Regions from separate parts of the Homo sapiens genome. Here region 1 is linked to region 2. Evidence: chromatin loops called from intact Hi-C (ENCODE). Cell type or tissue: endothelial cell of umbilical vein. All regions are shown on one strand.

Region 1 (4,000 bases), 470 kb after region 2:
AGGGAGGCAACGCATTGCCCTGCTGGGGGCTACCTGGAGCCCTGGCCAGGTGGGGTCACCAAGGGAGCCAATGGCAGCCCCCATGCCCAGGGCCCAGCCCCAACCAGGGCAACAATGCCAGGAATAATGCCAATAATCCCAGAAGCCAGGGTGCTTTGTAAGAAAAAGGGGAAGTGCTAGGCAACTACACACGTGTGTGCGCGCACACACACACACACCCCACCCAAATAATGGCTTATCTTCCAAAGCACTGGGAAAATTAAAGCAAAGAAAGCATAGCTCATACAATATGAGAAAAAGAGGAGAGAGAGAAAGAGAAAGCGAGAGAGAATGACAAAGAGAAAATGAAGTGATTCAATAGATAGATAGATCAATAAAGCATAAAAACAGAAAAATAAAATATAGTACATGTTCACGAGCATTAGGACTAGTTGGTCAGTGGGGGTGATTCAAGTATTTTTTTCTCTTCTTTTATATTCAAACACAAAAGGATAAATTTTTCAAGAGTATTTTATTGCAACATTGAAAGAGGGCATGTCAAGCATTGTTAGCCTGCCAAATCAGAAAAAAAAAGAAAGAAAACAACTAATGTAATACAATAAATACCCAAGTTGACTGAGAAAAAGTTCTCACCTGTCCCTGGCTCCCAACTTTTCACCTGACAATGGAAAAATCCCCAGAATTTCACAAGAAATACTGTGGGGTCCATGATACGAGGAGCTGCCCAGGTATTGATAACACCCCAAGACCTGCTAGAGACAGGACTAGAGCACTATCAATGGTGGGACTTCCTGGGCGAGGCCACACTGCCAGCAGAAGGGCAGGTGCCCATGTAGCGACCTCCCTGGAGAAGCAAGGCATGCATACAGTGGGGGAGGGAGCCAAAGTCACAAGACAAAGCAAAGCGACAGGTGTCCCAGCTTCCTCAAGGGAGGAAGCCAAGGCAATGCTGCACTTGTTGGGTTCAGGCTGGGGCACAGACTCCAGATAAAAACACATCCTCACTGACTCAGGCTCTTTCAGTTTCAAGAAAAAGCAATGGTTGGGGTCAGGAGCACAGCCTCGTAAGGTCCCCATGCACAGAAACCAGGAGGATCAGAAGGGCTGGGAGGATCTGAGGCAGCCCTGGGAACGGGAGCAGCCGGAGCCCTTCAGGCTGCCCTCCGGGACCTCCATTGCGACTCCTCTGAGCCGTTCTCTTTTCTCTGCCAACTATAATCCTCTGCAGTCACTTCTTTTTTTTTGAAACAAAGTCTTGCCCTGTTGCCCAGGCTGGAGTGCAGTGGTGGGATCTCAGCTCACTGCAACCTCTGCCTCCCAGATTCAAGCAATTCTCCTGCCTCAGTCTCCCAAGTAGTTGGAATTACAGGTGCCCACCACCATGCCCGGCTAATTTTTGTATTTTTAGTAGAGATGGGGTTTCACCATGTTGGCCAGGCTGTCTCGAACTCCTGACCTCAGGTGACCCACCCACTTCAGCCTCCCAAAGTGCTGGGATTATAGGCATGAGCCACCATGCCAGGCCTGTATTCATGTCTTTCCCCTGCCTCATAGCTTCTGCTCATTGCTAGTTTCTTCCAATGCCACGTGACGGCCCCTCCAGCCTTTCTCTTAACTCAGTGCCTTCCAGCTCAACTTCCTTTTGTTAACAGCCTCATCCTCTTGCTATTTCCTGGTTCAAATTCTTTCCCAGAGAAATGGTCTGATTTTCCCAGCTCATCTCTTTGCCAAAACCAACCAGAGATCCCCGACCAGCCTTGTTCTTGTCACCTCCCATTTCCTCCATTGGTGAGGGAGGGATCCCCTGCTCTAAATAGGACAAGATGGCCAAAACAAGACATTTGACACTGTGCAGGTGAGACTGGCAGCAGTTTACTAGTCACAAATACAGTCTACTGGGGAAAGATATCATAAGCCACACAGGGCCACATGGGGTCACCCTCAGGAGCAGAGTGAACCAGCCAGGGCTGTGGGAGGCAGGCCTTGTAGTAATAAAAGGATGAGATGCCCCGGATTCCTGTAGGAGGATGTGATTGGCTTGTTTGAATAGTTTCTCAGGCTGGCAGAGAAGTGAAACCCATTAAGTAGAAAACTGGGTGGCATGCAGCTGGTCCAGATGATAGGAAATTAGCCAGGTGGGGACCGAGGGCAAGGATATATCTGGTGAGAGGCAGGGAACTCAGGGTTAGGTCTTTGGGGCCCTGTGAGGCATAAAATGTCACAGCAGCACGTGGTATTTCAGGTCTTACAATACAAGCCTGTGCCCTCAGCTGTGACCCATTTGCACCCAGAACAACACACTGCTGGTTACAGTTATTTAAGGAAGCATCTTTTCCTGAGGACCTTAATGAAGACCTGTGCTCACTCCACCCTCCTCTCCTCTCTGTGGTGGCTGCTGCCTGGATTCCAGCTTCAGCCACTGGACTTGGGATTTGGAACTGATGCCTGTGGAACTGGGTCTCTGTGAAGAGTGGGGAACCTGCTGAGACTTGTTCTTGGGAATTGAGCTATAGACTAGAAGATTGTGCAGTAAACAAGAAGAAAGATCACCAAGATCGTGACATTGGAGACCTTGCTCTACTTTAATAAAAACTAGAGATAAGTACTGGTCACATTTTGTGGCATTTCCAGGACTGGAACTTCCCCAGTCCTTGTTATTTTTGACTCCCCAGATGTTTCCTGAGGATACCCTAGAACTTCATGTCCACCAGAGGAGACTGCCTTTCCCACATATTCACCTGGACAACCAGAAATGAAAAAGTGCACTTGGAGTGAGTCCTTGACCCAGGCAGCATTTTATTCTGAGGAAGCTGGAAGGTGAATTCATGAAGGCACTGAAGGCTGCTTCCCATGCACAAGACACAGGAAGATAGGAAATGCAGAAGGAGGAGGAGGTGCCGGAGAGGTGAGGACAGGGGCTGGATGGACGCTGGGTGGAAGGCAGGGCTCGGCACTCCAGTGTACTAAGGGAGTGGAAGGAGAAGGGAGGCTGGGTGCCAGCCGAGCTCTGAAGGAGATACAAGTCCGTGTCAGCCACTGACTTGAACCAGAGAAGAACGGGTTCAGGCTTTAGATGATGTGGATGAAGAAACCACTGGGGACATACCATGAGCAGGATTTCCAAGAACAGAGCTATTTGCACTGCAAACACAGCCAGCTGCTAGCTGCCAGCACAGCTAAGCAGAGACATGGAAATTCTAGGGGGTTTGGCCAAGAAAAGCCCTGGATGACAATATCAGGAGAATTGCTTGGTTGCTCTGGAGTAACTTTGATGTGATGAAGCTGAGGTTTCTCTGAAAGAGTGGAAAACCCCAGGGTGTTATGCCGGATTACGGGTCTTGATCCTCCTTAGCAGGGCAATTGGAACTTCTAAATCCTCTCTACCCACCCCTCCCACTTTAACCTGAATTCTCCTTTCCATTCCAGCTGCCTCCAAGACGTCAGAGAATTTCCAGCCAAGACAGACGGACTCCAGAATGCCACTGTGGGACAATTTTGAAGCAAGAAAAATTAACGTGCAAAGTCATCCTGGAGTCTGGGGAAGAAAGAGGCATTTCCTCATGTTTAACAAGCGTTGGAGCTCAAAGAGTGAGCTTGGGAGCCTGTCCTGTCACGGTTCTGATGGGACATAGGGTCGCTTACAAATGAAAAGAAACGTTTTGTCACATGGGGCATCATTCCAGGCCTGAAGTGAGGGAGCCTTTATATTGCCACAGTGTTCATTGTTCCCAGCATTGTTGGGCTCACCTGGAATCCAGAACCTACCAAGAGCGGGGAAAAAGATGGATTTACAAAGTGGAAAATCAAAAAGAACTTATTTCCAGTGAAGAAATGAGTTAACTCAACCCAAGCTTTTGTCCTAGGGAATGGCATAGCAAATGTCTGCACCCAAGCCTCAGAGGAAGGGGACTGGTGAGACTTCGACCTCTAAGCTTTCACATGCCCCAAGTCCAGGCCAAACCAACCCACCACTTTCAAGTCCCTACACAAACCCACACTG
Region 2 (4,000 bases):
ACTTGCGCTAAGATAATTGTAAAGCAATAATTTAGAAAGAGAACAGAGGCAGACTAGCCCTGTTAAAAATAGTTAAAGGACCTGGAGGAAAGCTGACCAGCTGGCTTGTTATAGTTGGGGGAGTCTGAAAGAAGGCCAGATGGCCAGCAACATGGAGACTTCTCCATTCTGAAGATCCTGTGGTAGAAGAACCCACCCTCTGTCCTGTAAGACTGGGGATAACAACTCAATGGCTTCAGTCTGGAGTGACTGTCTTGTGGAGGTTCCAAGAAGGCCAAAGGAATCATGTTATTCCAGTGTTATGTTTGCATCACAGACCCTAAAGTTCTTTCACAGTATGCAATGACTCCACATTTGTGACTATTAGTAAGGATGATTCAAATTTAAGTGACTGAACTTATGGGGAGGACGCTGAGCTTCCCAGTAGTTGCAGCATCCATATTTTGTTTTGGTCTTTATTTTTGTTGTTATATGCCAAGATTACCCATATATTATGGCAGGTAGTTTACTGGATATTCTCATGAAAGGAGGACATACTAGAATCCTGCAAGAGCTGGAAATGCTATCACCCGAAGGTGAAGGTCACAATAGGATGCTTGACACAGCAAAACACATGGAGGCTACAGAAATACAGCAGGCCAACTGCTGTCTAACAACCAGAATGGGTTCATAGCACTCAAAACAGTAACAACTTTGGTGCTCTGGCTGAAGTTTTTTACTCTGACAAGTTCTAAAAAAACTCACCGAAAGACCAAATTGTTCAAGGACTTCCAAGAACCTAGAATAAGCATCTGAGGACCAGGTCTCATCTCTGCATGAGATGTCTCCTGTGACCCTTTTACCGAGAGATGCATCTTGAAGAGCAAGGCTTATGACCTTAAAGAATTTGTGCAAATAACTCCAGCATCACAAGCATGTATAGAGGTAGAAAAACAATGGGGATTTTCATTCCTTCCCCCATCATAGAAAACAACAGAAGATTTAACAGAAGAGTTTGAAGAACTTAAGACTGATCTTGCTGATTGTTGACTGTGGACCTGATTGAATAGAAACTATCTGTATTTAATGATATATAATATACCTTTATTTTTCATTCTTAACTTGGAAATGCTTTTCAAGGGACTATTATACATTGGCATTACATTAGATATTACACATTAATAAACTTCTAATTAGTCAAATTTAGAAGAATCAGTGTTCCAGACACTGGAAATGTGTCAAGTAATAAAGCTGAACCTTGAACTGGAGAAAAAAAGGAAATATGACCCCTAGATGTTATCTACACTAGGCATCTGTTGATATGATCAATATTCTTTACCCTCTTCCTTTCTGGTAACAGCGTTAGCCCATCTCCTTTGTGGAGTTGAACAACCCCCATTCTACGTGGTAGGAAGAGCACCCTGGCCAAAGGCATAGAGCTAGCTTGGCCAATCAGGATACTCCATCCATTTGTCCACAGTGATTGGTCCAGGGGTGGGCATATGATCTAAACAGGGCCGACTGTTGGAGATCAGAATCGTTAGGGGTTCCATCCATAGTAAGAGCACACATTCCCTGGAGAAATGTCAGGTGTGGAAGATTGTCAAATTTGGTATAGTCAGCTGTGGACTAATTAGGGCTCTTTGAATTACAAGTGTCAGATGTTCAACTCAAAACCAATCTTTCCCTGGATTTCACACACACATGCTGGAAGAGAGAAGCTCTGTCTTTCCTCTGGGGTTACTTGCTACATAGAGGAAGTCATCCATCAAAGAGAGAATGAGACCAATCTACAGAGAGAAGCAGGACTGAGGGAAGGAGTTAGAGAGCCCTAATGACTTTGAGTCTTTGGAGCCAATCATGCTCAAGGCGAACTCCAACCCTGCCACAAAGAGCTAATGAATCCCCTTTTTTTCATTAATATTAGTTTTGAGTTGAGCATCTGACACTTGTAATCCAAAGAGCCCTTATTAGTCCACAGCTGACTATACCAACTTTGACTATCTTCCACACCTGACACTTCTCCAGGGAATGTGTGATCTTACTATGGATGGAACCCCTAATGATTCTGATCTCCAACAGTGTACTCACACAATGTTACTACAGTGACCACCAAAGTAAGAATAGCTAACATCTTCCAATCAAAATCTTATCAAAAGCACTGTGCTAAGTGCTTTGTATGCATTGTTTCCTTTACTCACCACAAAAGCCCTACACAGCATTATTTATTTCCACTTCCCTACTTTTAATTTGAAGAACCTAAGGTTTGGAGAACTTGAGAAATTGTTCATGGTTCCACCACCAGTAGGTGTTGGAGAGAATGTTTAAAGCCAGGCAGTCTGACTCTCTGGAACATGTGCCGTTGACCTTACATTGTTATTACTTCCTTCCTAGACTTAACCTCTCAAGAACAGCACAGCCAAGAAGGGTCAATCTGAATTCCAAGGTGCTATTTATCTACTAGTTGGGCAGCCAGTATTATGAGATAGTGAATGATGCTGAGGGCACATTTTGCACTAGGATTATAGAGCGAACCCTTTCAACAATGCAAAAAGATAGAAATGAGTGTTCTAGTTTAACTTTCTAGATTAAGAAACTGGGATGGTTAAGTGACATGCTCATGGTTACGCTGCCCCAAGTGCTAAAGTTGGGAAAGGCTCCCGGAAATGTGTGACTTCATCCCCAAGAGGACTGAAAAGAAAGTGTTCTGACCTTGAAAGGTATACAGAAATCAAAGGATTCAGGTCGATGGGGTGAAAGGTTTGTTTTAGTAAAAAATGTCTTATCCTTGTTTGATCGGTTATTTTATTCTAGGGAGGAGGCCTTGTCTAGTTTTCCTTTTTATGGAAAGGTCAGCCGGTGGGTCAGGAAGCTGGGGAATGTGTGCCTTGTCATGAATTCAGGCTTCCTGATTCATGGGGTGAAATTTCGCTTTCTTATTGCCTCTCGGAGAAGGATGAGCTCATTGGTGGTGACAAGAGCAGCCTTCTGTCCTTCCTGCTCCAAATGCTGAAAGAAGTGGGATGTGAGCTGTCAAATGTCACAGAAGCCTACAAAACGCTGACTCCCGGATGCCAGGCATAACTGGGGTTGGCTCAGAACATGGGGACAGGGCAATACCATCATCTGCTAAGAATTCATTGTTCTGTAGCTTGCCCTGGACACAATGGCAAGACTGAGACAGGAGGAATAGATGTGGGGCGGGGTGGGGGCAGACAAACTGGGTGTGTCTTTGCAAACATAGCCTTTTTGGGGGTGGGGAGAGATAGGATCAATCAAGAGGCAGACTGTATGTGGGTTTAGGGCACCAAGAAACAGGGACATGAAAAATCCTGACAAAACAAGGCAAAGCATAACAAAACAAATGCCCAAACAAAGAAAGGGAGGGGGAGCATTTGTTTGGAAAGGTTTTGACATTTACTGCTTTAAAAAAAGCATTGAAACAGTCATAGGAAAATTCATAACTTTGTTTAGTATTTTGAATCACAAAGGGTGGGTGATTCAAATGACTTTGTAGAGACAAGGTGCTATTTAGATGAGAAGTTCTCTGGATTGGATGGTCCCAGACTCTCCTGTGGGCAGAAGGGCAGCTGACAGCCTGATTGGGTATACTTTGAGTGACGCTGAGCAGACCCCGACTCCAAAAAACACTGGAAGGAAGAGTTCCAGAGTTAGGAATTGAGGTGGGATTGGAGGTTATTTTATTTACTTCTTTGTTCTTTGCATGTTTTCCAAATTTTGTGTGTATGTGTGTATACACACACACACATACACATATGTTTTTTGAGACAGGATCTTGCTCTGTTACCCAGGCTAGAGTGCAGTGGCACAATCACTACTCACTGCAGCCTTGACTTCCTGGGCTCAAGCAATCCTTTTCCTACCTCAGCCTCCTGAGTAGCTGGGACTGCAGGTATGTGCTATCACACCTGGCTAATTTTTTATTTTACATAGAGACTGGGTCTTGCTTATTTTACATAGAGGCTGGTCTTGAACTCCTGGGGTCAAGCAATCTTCCCGC

The links. Peaks named below come from ENCODE experiments on the same cell type or tissue, not always from the same donor. Only the 100,000 strongest peaks of a DNase experiment are listed, where the experiment ranks them.
Region 1: it touches region 2 in a loop (17-fold over the local background); 1 of 110 quality-filtered maps calls a loop at or near these places.

The regions. Positions count from the first base shown.
Region 1 is chr2:70,827,440-70,831,439 of GRCh38, forward strand. It overlaps CD207 (CD207 molecule), which reads right to left. Exons shown (of 6, transcript NM_015717.5): 6 at 2,772-3,761. The coding sequence ends at 3,611. Among named protein-coding and RNA genes, the nearest start is that of CD207, 6.4 kb to the right of the region's middle. RefSeq lists an enhancer at 3,074-4,000. In endothelial cell of umbilical vein, no CTCF peak of the experiment used is centred here; a DNase peak (open chromatin) is centred at 1,692; H3K27ac peaks cover 1,838 bases.
Region 2 is chr2:70,354,890-70,358,889 of GRCh38, forward strand. It overlaps the pseudogene BRD7P6. Among named protein-coding and RNA genes, the nearest start is that of FAM136A, 55 kb to the left of the region's middle. In endothelial cell of umbilical vein, no CTCF peak of the experiment used is centred here; a DNase peak (open chromatin) is centred at 2,432; H3K27ac peaks cover 1,482 bases.